2 separate regions of the Homo sapiens genome follow, and region 1 is linked to region 2. Evidence: chromatin loops called from intact Hi-C (ENCODE). Cell type or tissue: right lobe of liver. All regions are shown on one strand. Each heading gives the region's core, and the rest is flanking DNA. Links, peaks and the distances in the headings are about the cores only. Region 1 has its middle 67 kb from the start of SST. Region 2 holds the start of LOC105374260 (a long non-coding RNA gene).

Region 1 (8,714 bases), core at 230-8,229, 380 kb before region 2:
TGAAGGGAGAAATATTCCAGGAAATAGCATAAAGAAAAAAAATCAAAACTTCAGGAAATATTGGACACACTTATAGAAATGCAAAATGTTTTGGAAAGTCTCAGCAATAGAATCGAACAAGTAGAAGAAAGAAATTCAGAGCTCAAAGACAAGGTCTTGGAATTAACCCAATCCAATAAGACAAAGAAAAAAGAATAAGAAAATATGAACAAAGCCTCCAAGAGGTCTGGGATTATGTTAAACCACTAAACCTAAAAATAATTGGTGATCCTGAGGAAGAAGAGAAATCTAAAAGTTTGGAAAACATATTTGGGGGAATAATCGAGGAAAACTTCCCCAGCCTTGCTAGAGACCTAGACATCCAAATACTAGAAGATCAAAGAACACCTGGGAAATTCATCCCCAAAAGATCATTGCCTAGGCACATTGTCATCAGGTTATCTAAAGTTAAGACAAAGGAAAGAATCTTAAAAATTGTGAGACAAAAGCACCAGATAACCTATAAAGAAAACCTATCAGATTAACAGCAGATTTCTCAGCAGAAACCCTACAAGCTAGGAAGGATAGGCGCCCTATCTTCAGCCTCCTCAGACAAAACCATTATCAGCCAAGAAGTTTGTATCCAGCGAAACTAAGCATCATATATGAAGGAAAGATACAGTCTTTTTCAGACAAACAGATGCTGACAGAATTTGCCACTACCAAGCCACCACTACAAGAACTGCTAAAAGAGCTCTAACTCTTGAAACAAATCCTGGAAACACATCAAAACAAAACCTCTTAAAGCATAAATCATACAGGACCTATAAAACAAAAGCACAATTTAAAAAGCAAAAACAAGAAACAAAATAAACCAAGGTACACAGACAACAAATAGCATGATGAATACAATGGTATCTCACATCTCAATGCTAACATTGAGTGTAAATGGCCTAAATGCTCCACTTAAAACATACAGAACTGCAGAATGGATAAGAACTCACCAACCAACTATCTGCTGCCTTCAGGAGCCTAACCTAACATATAGGGATTCACATAAACTTAAAGTAAAGGGGTGGAAAAAGGCACTTCATGCAAATGGACACCAAAAGCGAGCAGAGGCAGTTATTCTTACATCAGACAAAACAAACTTGGAAGCAACAGCAGTTAAAAGAGACAAAGAGGGACATTATGTAATGGTAAAAGGCCTTGTCCAACAGGAAAATATCACAATCCTAAACATAAATGCACCTAACACTGGAGCTCCCAAATTTATAAAACAATTACTAATAGACCTAAAAACTGAGATAGACAGCAACACAATAATAGTGGGGGACTTCAGTACTCCACTGACAGCACTAGACAGGTCATCAAGAGAGAAAGTCAACAAAGGAACAATGGATTTAAGCTATACCTTGGAACAAACGGACTTAACAGATATATACAGAACATTTCATCCAACAACCACAGAATGTACATTCTATTCAAGAGTGCATGGAACTTTCTCCAAGATAAATCGTATGATATTTATGATATCTATATGATAAGCCATAATATGATAGATAGACCATATGATAAGCCATAAAATGAGCCTCAATAAATTTAAGAAAATTGAAACTATATTGAGCACTCTTTCAGACCACAGTGGAATAAAACTGGAAATCAGCTCCAAAGGGAAGCTTCAAAACCATGCAAGAACAACCTATCAAAAGCTCTGGGATACAGCAAAGGCAGTGCTAAGAGGAAAGTTCATAGCCCTAAATACCTACATCAAAAAGACTGAAAGAGCACAAACTTGACAATCCAAGGTCACACCTCAAGGAACTAGATAAACAAGAATAAACCAAACCCAAACCCAGCAGAAGAAAGAAAATAACCTGAGAAGAACTAAATGAAATTGAAACAAACAAACAAAACATAATACAAAAAATAAATGAAACATAAAGCTGGTTCTTTGAAAAGATAAATAAAATAGACCATTATCAAGATTAATCAAGAAAAGAAAGAAAATTCAAATAACCTCATTAAGAAATGAAATGAGAGATATTACAACTGACACCACTGAAATACAAAAGATCATTGAAGGCTACTATGAACACCTTTACACAAATAAACTGGAAAACCTAAAAGAGAAGGATAAATTCCTGGAAAAATACAATCCTCCTAGCTTAAATCAGGAAGAATTAGATACTCTGAACAGACCAATAACAAGCAGCAAGATTGAAATGGTAATTTAAAAATTACCAACAAAAAAAGTCCAGAACTGGATGGATTCACAACAGAATTCTACCAGACATTCAAAGAAGAATTGGTACCAATCCTTTTGTCACTATTCCACAAGGTAGAGAAAGAGGGAACCCTCCCTAATTAATTCGATGAAGCCAGCATCACGCTAATACCAAAACCAGGAAAGGACATAACCAAAAAAGAAAACTACAGACTGATATCCCTGATGAACATAGATGCTAAAATCCTTAACAAAGTACTAGCTAATCGAATCCAACAACACATCAAAAAGACAATCCACCATGATCAAGTGGGTTTCATACCAGAGATGCAGGGAAGGTTTAACAAATGCAAGTCAATAAATGAGATACACCACATAAACAGAATTAAAAACAAAAATCACATGATCATCTCAATAGATACGGAAAAAGCATTTGACAAAATCCAACATCCTTTATGATTAAAACTCTCAGCAAAATTGGCATATAAGGGACATATCTTAATGTAATAAAAGCCATCTATGACAATCCCAAAGCCAACATAATACTGAATGCGGAAAAGTTGAAAGCATTCCCTCTGAGAACTGGAACAGGACAAGGAAGCCCACTCTCACTACTCCTCTTCAACATAGTACTGGAAGTCCTAGCCAGAGCAATCAGACAAGAGAAAGAAATAAAGGGCATCCAAATTGGTAAAAAGGAAGCCAAACTGTCACTGTTTGCTGAAAATATGCTCGTTTATATGCTGAAAATATGGCATTTTCAGTGACCTGGATGAGACTGGAGACTATTATTCTAAGTGAAGTAACTCAAGATTGGCAAACCAAACATTGTACGCTGTCACTGATATGTGGAAGCTAAGCTATGAGGATGCAAAGGCATAAGAATGATACAATGGACAATGGATTTTGGGGACTTGGGGGGAAGGATGCAAGGGGGAGCAGGGATAAAAGACTACAAATAGGATGCAGTGTATACTGCTCAGGTGATGGGTGTACCAAAATCTCACAAATCACCACTAAAGAACTTAGTCATGTAACCAAATACCACCTGTACCCCAACAATGAATGGAATTTTTTTAAAGAAGCATAGAGAAGGGTAAGAAACACAGTAACATGTGCAATCTTATTCAGACTCCTTTAAAGAGCTTCTTAGAACCAGCTCCCTACAAGTGACTATGTTACATGTCTACTTCAATCATAAGGGAGGCTGGGAAGTATAGTTTTTAGCTGAGTATTTTATTGACTGAATAAAATTGGAGTCTATTCTAAGGAAGAGAGTAGGGTGGATATTAAGCAGAGAACTTTCATTCTCTGCCACTTTTATGACCACGGGTAAATTAATTAACCTTTTAAAGTTTACTCATCTATAAAGTGGAAATTAAATAAGGTCGAATATGAAAAGTACTTAGCAAAGTATCTAGCACGGAGGAAATGCTAAAAAATGTAGACTATCCAGAATATAGAACAGTATTAGCTTTTTTATAAGACATAAAAAATTTCCCACTGTCATTAAGGTAGAAGTGAGAACTATTTTTGGAAGGAGGAAAGAAGTTATAAAATTTGGAAGGCAGATATTTTATTTCCTTTTCTAGCCAGCACGTTGGGTGATGAATTTTCTGAGGTGTTCTGGAAGCTTTTGTTCTTCAGGGGACCTGTGTCACATTTAGGAGAATTACAAAAGCAAAGGTGGTCCTCTGCTCAGCCATCACCTCTTCCCAGAAGATGTCTCTGAACCATCAGGCTGGGCTAAATGCACCTCTAGGAAATTCTCTCTTTACATGTCTGCCTCTCCCTGGTTATGAGCTATTGAGAATAAGCACTGTGTCTTAGTCACCGTCATCTTCCAAGAGCCCAGCGCAGTACTAGGAGCATGGTAGAAAGTCAATAAATGCATATTACATTGGGAGTAGCGGCTTTGGGCTAACTCCTTTAATATCTTCCTTGGCCAGATGCAGAGAAAACTTAAAGCTTTCATTCCTAAAATGCTTCTCTGTTGGAGAAGTCTTCTGAAAAATGAGACAGGCATTCAAGTTTCTCCGTGCTACACTCCATCAGGGAATGTGCAAAGCCCCAAAAAGCCTTCAAGTTATAACTGAAAATTACAAAGATGAAAAGATGGGCATGATACTGATATTTTTGGGATCATGGCCCTGGTAAGTGTCCCTGGGAGTTAGTATTGTACAGGGGATTCACACTGAACCTAGAAACAGTTCTTGGGTCTAAATTTTGATTCTGCTACTTGGTTACTAGGATAACGGAGGAGACCAAGTTAATATTTCATCTTTGTGGGGGGCAGCTAAAAACTCTCATGGATGGGAAGAGCTTTGCACTGAATGTGAAGGACCACCATGGCTGTGACTGGTGGTACTCATGAAACCATTACTGGCCTCTAATATTCACCTTACTGAATGTATTAGTTTGCTAGGGCTGCTGTAACAAAGTACCACAAACTTAGTGGCTTGAACAACAGAAATGTATTGTCTCACAATTCTGGAGGCTGGAAGTCGGAAATCCAGACATCGGCAGAGTTGGATCCTTCTGAGGGCTGTAAAAGAGAATCTGGTCCATGCCTCTCCCCCGTCTTTTGGTGGCTTGCTGGCAACCTTTGTTGTTCCTTGGCTCATAGAAACATCACCCTTATCTCTGCTTTCATCTTCACATGGCGTTTTCCCTGCACATGTCTGTTTCCATCTTCAAATTTCCCCTTTCTATAAAGACACCAGTCATATTGGATTAGGGTGCACTCTAAGGACCTAATTTTAACTTGATTGTCTTCGTGAAGGGTCTCCCTCCAATTAGCATTACATTCTAAGGTTCTGGGAGTTAGGATTTCAACATACAATTTTGGGGGACATAATTTAACTCATAACACTGGGGATTGTGAAAGGTCAATAAATGAATAAATAGGTTATTCTTGATCTGAAGATGAAACTCTGAACTTTAACTCCATTTAGTTCCTGGTGAATGTGGAGGCTACAGCCACCTTTTCTAATTCAAATTTCAGTACTTGCTAACTCTGTCCTGTTTAACTTCTTGAGTGTCAGTTTTCTCATCAATAAAATGAGAATCTTAAAAACATTCTGCTAAGTTTGTTGAGATTATCACATGTGATGGCATATGATAAATGACCACTCCCTTTCTTCACAGCACTGTGAGATAAAGTTGAGAGACCAGAAAAGGAGTGGTGGTGGGCGCTAGGCTTCATAAAGCAGTGATGTTACTTTTTCTAACTATATTGTTTTTGTGAAGAGCTATTTGAGTTTGACGCTTTGGAAACGGAAAGCAAGCAGTCAGAAAGCTTTTTGAGCTGACAAGAGACAAGCTCTTTGATAATCCATCATCTTAAATTACCTACCCTGGATCATGTCCTGCTATTTTTGCCGATGATATCACCAATAATGACTTCTATTAACTTTCAATGTGCCTTTTTTATAAAGAGATGATTCGTAAATAAAAATATCCTCCCAGACTCTGTTGATGACCTTGAAAACTATGAGATTTGATTTATCATTCCAATACTTTGCACTTTTACAATACATGATCAAAATACGCCGAAAAAGGAAGCTTGAATAAGTGACCTCGTTGTGATGAAGTGGAAGATGACTCTGAAATAATATAATTCAATCTCCGCATTTTTCAGATGAGGAAACTGAGGAACAGATGAGGAGACTTTCCTGAGGTTGCCCAGCAGGCGGAACCTGGACTTGAACCAGGGAGTCCCACCTCCCAGTCTTTACAAGTTCCTTTACTTTGTGCTCTGGGCTAATTAATGTTTTAGGCAGGGCCATTTTTGCTTCCTGGGTCTCAGTTCCCACTTGTAAGAGGGACCGGAGCAAGATTCTGTTCTGGCATTGCTTCACAGAGCCACAATCAGGCAACTCCCACATGTCCATCCTGCTCCTCAAAGCAGCAGGTCCTCCCTCCTCTCCTGCTCAGCCCACCACCCTCGTGTCTGAGCCCTGTGGCAGCACAAGAAGGCAGAACCTGACCCAGCTTATAGTGGTGACCTTCAACTTCATCCAGAAATCAGTGGCTCTGAAGGAGTGTTCCCTGTGATAAATAACAACACACAAAACTAAACCATGTTAGTGAAAATGGCTATTGTGCAGTGGAGTGTGTAAACGCTCTTCAGACTGTGGCAAATTGGAATCCCGCCCATCTTGCTAGTGAAGTAACCTTGGTCAAGTTAGATTAAATCAAACTAAGCCAAGTTACTCAATTGTTTCATTAGTACTGACAATAAAAATACCTAAGGTAGAAGGTTGTTGTGAGTATTAAATGAGATAACATAGGTAAAGCACCTACAGAAGACCTGGCACATGGAAAACACATTAGTAAAGGTATTTTACAAGAGAAAATCGAAGTGATCCAGTGGTTCTTAGCCTGTTCTAGATGTGCTGGAAGCGATCTCCCCCACAATACACTTACATGTGCAAACGTACAAACAATCTGGGGAGGGGGGTGTTATAATATTCCTGAGACCCATATGGAGACCTTATGGGCCATGATTTCTGCTTAAGAACTCCTGAAGAAAACTCTGTAAGGCTGTGCTTTATTAGTTATTCAGTGACATTTCTTAAGTTTGCCTGACAACTAGAGAAGCACTATCTAGATGTTCCATAAATCAACTGAATCATAATGTTGTACGAATAATACTCTTTGGCAAGGGCCCGAAATAGAGTAAGAGTAGGAACTTTGACGGGAGAAATAAAAAGTCCCAAATTTCACATTAACTGAGAATCCAGTTAGCAGTTATCCAAAAATAAGAAATAAAGTGCCTCATTATGATTCTACAAAATTAGAAAAAGCCAAATGTGAGATGTTAACAGTTTTTAGAGTCTGAATCCCAGAGATGTCAAAGTGATCTCTTGGACTCCTGGCCGTGCTGACCATGACCCTGACAGTGACTATGACCATGGCCCTCCATTTGCATGGGATGTGCCTGCCCAGGGCTGCCCAAGCCCCACTGCTAATAGAAGTGCTAGGTTGTTTTGTTCCCCAAGATGCCCTTTGTGGAATTAGCAAGAATCCATTTAACTAGTTGGCTCATTTGTTTGTTTTCAAGAATCTGTAACCAACTCTTTTCTGAAGAGACTGTGCTCCACTTACACACTCCTTGTTGATAGCACAGACATTTACTAAGACCCCCTATGTGCAGAACTATGTGGTGAGCTGTGTTTTGAGGGATGCAAAGAGAAACGGTCCTTTATGTTTGTTTTTAGTGTAAACTGAATTTTCTGGTTTACACTCTTTCTGTTGCATGCTCCTCCTGGCTACACTTTCACTCCAATTATTTTATTTGCAACACTCAGAAAGATTGTGAGAAATGTCTGATGGTGCTTTTTATTCCTACTTTACAGATAAGCCTGAATGCACGTTACTCTGGGCCATAGTAAAAAGAAAGTTTATGTACCCTTATTTCAAATGCAACCACTTTCCACTGTACAGAATTGCCCTCCACTTGCTTGGTTTAATATGACACAGACATGTATGCACAACTGACTGTAATGGAAGGCAGCACAGAGGAACCATGAGAGTTCAGAGATCAAAAGAGATCCCTTTCCATGGTCCGAGGGGAGGGATCGGAGGAGACTTTGGGGAGGTGAGCTTGTTGGCCTTTCCCTATTGACATCTCCAATAGAGATTGGAGGAGAAGTGACTGAGCAATCTCTTTACTTCTTCCTATGTCAAGAAGACTTGCAGCTGATCTACATCTATGTATAGCTGTAGCTGATTCATATCTTGTATAGCACATGCATGGTTAGTTTTCTGCATGCACACACATATATGTTTCTTTTCCTGCTGAGCCAATCATTTCTATTTAAGTACCCATCACTGTATCCATATTAGTTCCTGGGCCATACAAAAGAACCACAAACTTATTCTCTTACAGTTCTGGAGACCAGAAGTCTGACATTAGGTGTCAGCTGAGTTTGTTCCTCTGGAGGCTCTGAGGATGAATTAGCCTCCTTTCCTCTTTCCTGGCTTCTGGTGTTTGTGGTAATCCCTGACATCCTTGGGTTGTAATTGCACCACTCCAATCTCTGTATCCATCTTCACATTGCATTTCTCTCTGGGTCTGTGTGTCTCAAATCTCTTATAAAGCCACCAATCATTAGATTTATGGCCTACTCTAAATCTAGGATAATCTCGTCCTGAGATTCTTAACTCAATTTTATCCACAAAGATCCTACGTTCAAATAAGGTCACTTTGGGAGGTGCTGAAGCTTAGGACTCAGACATATCTTTTTGGATGACACTGTTTAACCCGCTGCAATGTCCAGACGGGACTTAGCTTCCCATCTTTGGTTAGAGATGATTTATGCTTTCTAATGAACATTTATATTATTTGTAGCAGTAACACTATGAAAGAGATACTCATTTCAAAGAGAGTGACATTCCATGTAAAAGAAGGGAAAAAATCTCTTAGTTGAATAAACGAGGAGAGGTAAATGAATAACACACCACAAATGATTTACCTGCAGCTGCAATTTAAAGGATATTTCTG
Region 2 (8,703 bases), core at 1-8,000:
GTCTCAAGCTGGGGGACAATGGCTTAATACTCAGCACAGGCCGGGCGCGGTGGCTCACGCCTGTAATCCCAGCACTTTGGGAGGCCGAGGCGGGCGGATCACGAGGTCAGGAGATCGAGACCATCCCGGCTAAAACGGTGAAACCCCGTCTCTACTAAAAATACAAAAAATTAGCCGGGCATAGTGGCGGGCGCCTGTAGTCCCAGCTACTTGGGAGGCTGAGGCAGGAGAATGGCGTGAACCCGGGAGGCGGAGCTTGCAGTGAGCCGAGATCCCGCCACTGCACTCCAGCCTGGGCGACAGAGCGAGACTCCGTCTCAAAAAAAAAAAAAAAAAAAAAAAATACTCAGCACAGGCTCAAACACCACTGTGACCATTTCCCAGCTGGGTGATCTTCAGGAAGTTATTTAACCTCAGTAAGCCTCAATCCCCTTACCTCTAAACTGGAGATGCTATCCCATGTGGTGGCTGTGGCATTTCCGTGTTTGAGATAATACTTAAACATAGGTGACCCATGTCAGCTGGCTTCCTTTTCATTCTAATTTCAGTGGTGCCACATCAAGTTCACTTCCTTTAGCTCAAAAGAAAAATGGCTGAGATGTAATCTGAGGAGTATTTAGGGGAACTGAGCCAACAGGAAAGGCACAGGTGTAGCTGGCTTTGACTCATTGGGTGCCATGTGCCCACCAGGTGCTTTATGTTCATTAACTTATTTACGAACCATGCAAGCCTTGCAAGGTGGCACTGTAGCCTCATTTACAAACGAGAAAACTAAGGATCAGCAGGGTGAGGTGACTCACCCGAGATGCAGCTTGTATGAAGCAGATCTAGGGATATAGTACAGGTTTTCTGACTTTAAGCCCAACACTGTTTTCAGTATCCAGGCTCTTTTTCAAATGAGAAAATAATTGCTCTGTCAGTGCTCAACCCACTTCCACATTGCCCCACAGATTTACCAACTTCATAGACTTCTAGAATGTCAACTCTGAAAGGGGTTTTAGAGAATACCAAGTCCAGCCTCCTCATTTTATGGATAGGAAAACAGAGGCTTAGAAGGGGAGCAGAGAGGAGGGCTGGCTAAAGGCACCATAGCACATAGTGGACTAGGCTGGGCTTTTTATTTATTCGCTGTTCTTGATTGAGCACCTACTATGTGACAGCATTGCTATAGGCACTGTGATATAGCAGTGACCAAGAATGAGATTCTGCTCTCATGGACCCTAGGTTTCAGACTAGTTGAGGGTGGGACAGAATAGAAAACTAAACAAGTAAGCCAGTAACACATCATAGAAACCAGTGCCCCTAGCTCTGCTGCAGGTAATCTGTAGCCCAGCTGCCTTTCACGTCTTCCTCCCCACCACACCACCTTTCTCTGAGAAGAACAATCCAGTCTTTCCTCCACAGAAGAGGATGATGGAGCTGCAAGCTGCACCCCTCCAAACACCCCACAGATAGCTTCTCTGTTCTCACAGTATCTTCTCTCCTCCAGGAGCCATGGTCATCGTCAGCGGCTGGGGGAAGCAGTTCTTGCAAAGGTTCCCAGAGACCCTGATGGAGGTGAAGTTCACTTTATAACCTACAGACAGTGACACCTCAGCTCTGCACTGGGCCTTCCTGCTCCGTATTGTTCCCTTAGGGATTTTGAGGCTTGGGTGGGGGTTGGTGAGTGGGAAACTAGGAGCCCAGACCCACCTCCAAAGTTCAATGGGACTTTGAACCCCAGAAAGCTTGATTTGTTTGTTCTACATGTCATGGACTCTAGCCTCTAAACACGGTTAAGTTTTTCTGGTAGCTTATTAAAGGCTTAGCTTATGAAAATTCTCCCAGAAAACAGCAAGTTTAGACACCCCCATGGTGACAATCCAGCTGTGCACCATGAGAACTGTACACCAAATTGGCCAGAATGAGCCAGGCTCTTGAGAACCACAGTCCTTGCAGTAATGAACTTGGCAGTTACACTTAGAAGTTCATATTCCTATCAGTTCAAGGAAAAAAAAAAAAAACACTTAACTAAAAGTAAGGAGCCATAGTTTCAAGTCTTGGCTCCCACTAACTTGCTGGGTCATCTGAAGCAAGTTATTTTGCCTCTCTAGACCATAAGATACTATTTCCAACTGCAGAGTTATGGGGCAACACGAGCTGCCATCAAAGAGTTGCTTGGCTCTGATATCACCGGGGCCTATGACTGACACAGCTAGTTTCTAAATTCTTCCACATATATTATTTTGACATATTTTAAAATTTGGGATTTGCAACAACCATTCATCCCTTCATTCACTAACTCCCGGGGGTCTATTTGGTGTTTCCTTGGTACCAGACACTGTACTAGCTACTAGCTGTGCTGGGGTAAAAGGATAGATCTGGTCCCTGGCCCCCTTGGGCTCATGGTCAAGTGGAATGGACAGAAAGTAGTTATGGATGTGATAAAGGTGGAGAGAGAGAAATGCAGGATGCTCCAGAACATATGAAAGAGAATCTGATCTTGTCTCAGGGGTTCAGGAGGCATTCCCAAAGGAAGTGATGCTGAAATGATACCTGAACGATGAATCAGGTGCTCAGCAGTTGCTGAGGATCTGTCCTCAGGACCACCCTGCCCTGGCTTCCTCTCCCCTTATCCAGGGAAGGCCATGACCCAAGAGGGATCTGAATGGCCTCTGGTTTCCTCCCAGCAAGGGCAACAGGAGTTGTCCATTTAGAGAATATGGCCCATTCAGTTCTTGATTTGACTGAAAGAGAATCATATGTTTCCTCTTTTTATTCCAGACATCTACTCCAACAGTTACCCCCACACTGGATCAAGGGCAATAATAGTCACAATGCCTTATTTTTATGTATCGATTTTGCTGCATTGCAAAAAATATATATATTTTCTGGGTATCTACTAAGCTCCAAGCAATGTAAGATAGAAATGCATAAAATACAGATCCAGCATCGAGACAGATGCTCATACTGTAGAGAGGGAGGACAACATAACAAAGTGCTTGCTGCAAAGCCAGCAGTGATAACTCCACAGTAGCTAATATTTATACAGTGTGTGTAGTTTACAAAGCACTTGTTCCTGCCTCTCCTCTTTGTACAATGATTAGTATATCAAATACTGCAACCTCCATTTTTCAGATGAGGAAAAAGGGTCTCAGAGTCTGAAAAACAATGAGTAAGCCACATGTTCTAGGTCCTACAGTAGGGGTGAGACAAAAGAAAACCAAACTTCATTTTTGTATACATTGTCCTATTGACTAATACATCTCCTAGGCAAGTATTATTACCTCTATCTTACTGAAGAGAGATCTGAGGCCCAGAGAGGGCATGTGACTTGCCCAAGTTCACACAGCCAAGGTCTTCACAGCCAAGACTGCCCTAGAACACGGGCCTCCTGATTCTCCATTCAACTGTTCCTTCACCTGTAGCATGGGGCAGTCTCTTAGATCAAGTCTAAGGTAGACACAGGTCCGTCCAGGTATGGAGTGGAGAGGAGCCGTCTTCAGGGGTGTCAGAATAGCAGAGGCTTCTCAGCCGGGGATGAGGACCAATAACAGCTTTGTGTTCTAGATTGAAATCCCGATTGTTGACCACAGCACCTGCCAGAAGGCTTATGCCCCGCTGAAGAAGAAAGTGACCAGGGACATGATCTGTGCTGGGGAGAAGGAAGGTGGGTTAAGAGGCTGGCATACAACAGGGGCGCTGCCAGCCAGGGAGTGGTGCAGAGCCAGCAAGGGAGCACAGAGGCCTCCCAACCTGGTGGGCTGGCAGTGTGGGGGCGCGGGGGACTGGAGGAAGGCCGTGGGAGGAGGGATTCCACAGGAGAAGATGCATCGGAGAAAAGATATTTACAGGATGCTCATCATTCCCTTCCCAAGTTCAGTGTTTCCCTTAAGAAAGAGGCCTTGGCCGGGCACGGTGGTTCATGCCTGTAATCCCAGCACTTTGGGAGGCCGAGGCGGGTGGATCACCTGAGGTCGGGAGTTCGAGACCAGTCTTGCTAACATGGCGAAATCCCATCTTTACTAAAAATACAAAAATTAGCCGGGCATGGTGGCAGGTGCCTGTAGTCCCAGCTACTCGGGAGGCTGAGGAGGGAGAATCACTTGAACCCAGGAGGTAGAGGTTGCTGTGAGCCGAGATCGTGCCACTGCACTCTAGCCTGGGTGTGACAGAGCGAGACTCCATCTCAAAAAAAAAAAAAAAAAGAAAGAAAAAAGAAAAAGAAAAGAAAAGAAAGAAAGAGGTCTGAATCAGGGCTTTTTAGAATCATTTGAGCTCTGATGCGGCCTGACCTAGAACTGCCCAGAGCTGAGGTTTGGGTCCAACGGTCTGCTATGCCCTCTAGTGCCCAATTCTCTGAACTACAACCCATACATGGGAGAAGGAGACTTGGGCTGGGAAGGGGCATTTTATCTTCATCTATGTCTCTTTTTCACCTAGGGGGAAAGGACGCCTGTGCGGGTGACTCTGGAGGCCCCATGGTGACCCTGAATAGAGAAAGAGGCCAGTGGTACCTGGTGGGCACTGTGTCCTGGGGTGATGACTGTGGGAAGAAGGACCGCTACGGAGTATACTCTTACATCCACCACAACAAGGACTGGATCCAGAGGGTCACCGGAGTGAGGAACTGAATTTGGCTCCTCAGCCCCAGCACCACCAGCTGTGGGCAGTCAGTAGCAGAGGACGATCCTCCGATGAAAGCAGCCATTTCTCCTTTCCTTCCTCCCATCCCCCCTCCTTCGGCCTATCCATTACTGGGCAATAGAGCAGGTATCTTCACCCCCTTTTCACTCTCTTTAAAGAGATGGAGCAAGAGAGTGGTCAGAACACAGGCCGAATCCAGGCTCTATCACTTACTAGTTTGCAGTGCTGGGCAGGTGACTTCATCTCTTCGAACTTCAGTTTCTTCATAAGATGGAAATGCTATACCTTACCTACCTCGTAAAAGTCTGATGAGGAAAAGATTAACTAATAGATGCATAGCACTTAACAGAGTGCATAGCATACACTGTTTTCAATAAATGCACCTTAGCAGAAGGTCGATGTGTCTACCAGGCAGACGAAGCTCTCTTACAAACCCCTGCCTGGGTCTTAGCATTGATCAGTGACACACCTCTCCCCTCAACCTTGACCATCTCCATCTGCCCTTAAATGCTGTATGCTTTTTTGCCACCGTGCAACTTGCCCAACATCAATCTTCACCCTCATCCCTAAAAAAGTAAAACAGACAAGGTTCTGAGTCCTGTGGTATGTCCCCTAGCAAATGTAACTAGGAACATGCACTAGATGACAGATTGCGGGAGGGCCTGAGAGAAGCAGGGACAGGAGGGAGCCTGGGGATTGTGGTTTGGGAAGGCAGACACCTGGTTCTAGAACTAGCTCTGCCCTTAGCCCCCTGTATGACCCTATGCAAGTCCTCCTCCCTCATCTCAAAGGGTCCTCAAAGCTCTGACGATCTAAGATACAATGAAGCCATTTTCCCCCTGATAAGATGAGGTAAAGCCAATGTAACCAAAAGGCAAAAATTACAATCGGTTCAAAGGAACTTTGATGCAGACAAAATGCTGCTGCTGCTGCTCCTGAAATACCCACCCCTTTCCACTACGGGTGGGTTCCCAAGGACATGGGACAGGCAAAGTGTGAGCCAAAGGATCCTTCCTTATTCCTAAGCAGAGCATCTGCTCTGGGCCCTGGCCTCCTTCCCTTCTTGGGAAACTGGGCTGCATGAGGTGGGCCCTGGTAGTTTGTACCCCAGGCCCCTATACTCTTCCTTCCTATGTCCACAGCTGACCCCAAGCAGCCGTTCCCCGACTCCTCACCCCTGAGCCTCACCCTGAACTCCCTCATCTTGCAAGGCCATAAGTGTTTTCCAAGCAAAATGCCTCTCCCATCCTCTCTCAGGAAGCTTCTAGAGACTTTATGCCCTCCAGAGCTCCAAGATATAAGCCCTCCAAGGGATCAGAAGCTCCAAGTTCCTGTCTTCTGTTTTATAGAAATTGATCTTCCCTGGGGGACTTTAACTCTTGACCTGTATGCAGCTGTTGGAGTAATTCCAGGTCTCTTGAAAAAAAAGAGGAAGATAATGGAGAATGAGAACATATATATATATATATTAAGCCCCAGGCTGAATACTCAGGGACAGCAATTCACAGCCTGCCTCTGGTTCTATAAACAAGTCATTCTACCTCTTTGTGCCCTGCTGTTTATTCTGTAAGGGGAAGGTGGCAATGGGACCCAGCTCCATCAGACACTTGTCAAGCTAGCAGAAACTCCATTTTCAATGCCAAAGAAGAACTGTAATGCTGTTTTGGAATCATCCCAAGGCATCCCAAGACACCATATCTTCCCATTTCAAGCACTGCCTGGGCACACCCCAACATCCCAGGCTGTGGTGGCTCCTGTGGGAACTACCTAGATGAAGAGAGTATCATTTATACCTTCTAGGAGCTCCTATTGGGAGACATGAAACATATGTAATTGACTACCATGTAATAGAACAAACCCTGCCAAGTGCTGCTTTGGAAAGTCATGGAGGTAAAAGAAAGACCATTCTGGTATGAAGGTTTTGGGGGAGGAGATATCAATCAAGAAGGCTTCCCAGAAGAGGTGACTGGACCAGAGCCTTGTCCACAGGTAAGACGGAGGAGGCCTTCCACATGGAGGGAGAACAATAGTAAATGTCCACTCAAGATGTCCTTTATTATACCAGCTCCTCCCACAAAAACACATGTCCAGTGGACTCTTTTTCTGGGATCAGAACCAACACCAAAAAGAGCTTTTCTCCTTAAAGTTAGAATTCTAAACAGGACTTGAAATGGCCTCAAGGTTTGTGCACAAATACTGACTTCTGGCTGGACCCAGCTTATTCTGTTTATTTCTCCAATTGCAATTTCATCCTTATCCTGAGAAAATGTCTAAATAGGCCATGGAACCCAGGCTTCCCCGTGACCTACAAGCACTTATTAGCTGTGCCAGCTCCTGCACTGCTGCTAAGGTCCAAGAAACCCAGATCTCTCACAGAGCCATAGAAGCAGAGGGCTGGAGTATCTGTGAGGACAACAACCTTGTCTAACTTCGCGACCTCATTCTTGAGCATTTCTACTGATGAGAAACTCACTACCCCCAATTGCAGCTCATTCAACTTTAAAATTGCTGCTTTTTGAATCACTGATTGTGAATATTAATTTAAAAAAATAAGTAAGAAAATGTTTTAAATGTGCTGCCTCTTTAAAAGGTCTCCTCTTTGTGCAACCAAAACCCACCTCTCTAGAATACAGTTTGTATAACTGAAGCTATAATTTCATACCATGAGTGCTGCTGTTAGCAATAATAATCATGCCCGGATTTTATTAACAACAGAAGCTGTTGCTCGTATGAAAAAACAAACATTAGTTCTAATAAACATCTGCATTGAGTCAAAGCTCCCTGTTTGTTTGTATGTCTTTTATGCACTGATGATTATAGTGAGTTGCTTTCATTTACCAACATTTTGTTGTATTCGTGTAGGATCACTGTACCATGAAGGGAGAGAGACTATGATGGGAAGATTGTTGTAGATACAAAAGCATGTCTTAGGTTTTTGGGTCAGTTCTGTTTAAATACCTGTCCTATTATTCCTGTAAATTATCAAAATATCCCAGAATGTCAATGTTTCTGCATCCACATTACAATTATTAAATGCCACTCATTTATTAAATTTACTATTATCAGTGGCATTTAATAAATTTGAATCATATGTTCAGTGTTTGGTTTAGAAAATATGGTGCCATGTCTATGAGTGGCCTGTTCTGGATTGGAGTACATGCCTTCTTTCTGCCTTGAGTTAATCTTACTCAATGGAGAACAAGAATCAAAGAAACACCACCACCAAGAAGCCCTTCAAGCTAGAGTTGGGCAAGAGTCAGGGAGGGGAATGTAGACCACTCATATGACAGAGGTGGAAACCAATCTTGGTCTAGAATAAGTCTCAAAATCAAAAGACTTGAATTCTAGTGCAGCGTAGGTTGACTCCCTTATTTATTTAATTTTCCCATCTCTACACCGCTAGAATAACCTCTCTCCTGAGGCTGTTGAATCTGATGAATTAGCAGATAGGAAAGAACTTAGAAAATTATAAGTTCACTCAAATGTAAAAGGTTATATGGGAAATAATCACCACTAACATTTTTGAGTACTTACTATCTGCTTGTTATACACATTCTCTAATTTAATTTTCACAAGAAAATTCATGAAAGGACTATACTTATCCCCCTTTTACAGGTGAGCAACCTGGAGTGCAGTGAAGTGTAAAATGTGGGCCGACTTAGGAGCACAAATACCCCAGCAACAATGAGCACTCTTAGTACACAGGTCTTGGTTTCTAAAATATCATCATCCGATAAAAGGAACACAGGCTCTTTGAAGAAATGACTGATTCCGGGATTGGGGCAAGAAACACACAAGCTGAGACTGGAGCATCTTGCAGTCCCAGAAAGTGAAGAAACGCTGAGGATATGTCAAAGGGACACAGGAGCCAAATGAAAGAGCTTCCACTGGCCAAAGCTGGAATGTTGAGCAACAAAGCAACATAGCATTGGATAATAACCCAAAGTATAAAATAAATATTCATGAGTACATACTTATGTGACTAAATTATTGAACAAATAAATCAACTGGAAGAATAGACCAATCTCCCCTTGAAAAAATGCAAAATCGTGCATCCCTCCAGAGATGCAGCATGAG

Evidence for each region. Peaks named below come from ENCODE experiments on the same cell type or tissue, not always from the same donor. Only the 100,000 strongest peaks of a DNase experiment are listed, where the experiment ranks them.
Region 1: a loop joins it to region 2, with 3 times the contacts of the local background. A loop is called at or near these places in 10 of 110 quality-filtered maps.

Annotation. Positions count from the first base shown.
Region 1 is chr3:187,599,516-187,608,229 of GRCh38, reverse strand. No RefSeq gene overlaps it. Among named protein-coding and RNA genes, the nearest start is that of SST, 67 kb to the left of the region's middle. In right lobe of liver, for the core only: no CTCF peak of the experiment used is centred there; no DNase peak of the experiment used is centred there.
Region 2 is chr3:187,215,981-187,224,683 of GRCh38, reverse strand. LOC105374260 (a long non-coding RNA gene) reads right to left here and starts at 1,658. Exons shown (of 3, transcript XR_007096209.1): 1 at 437-1,658. It also overlaps a transcript of MASP1 not described here. In right lobe of liver, for the core only: a CTCF peak has its summit at 4,331 (motif pointing left); a DNase peak (open chromatin) is centred at 4,323; H3K4me3 peaks cover 708 bases; H3K27ac peaks cover 2,698 bases.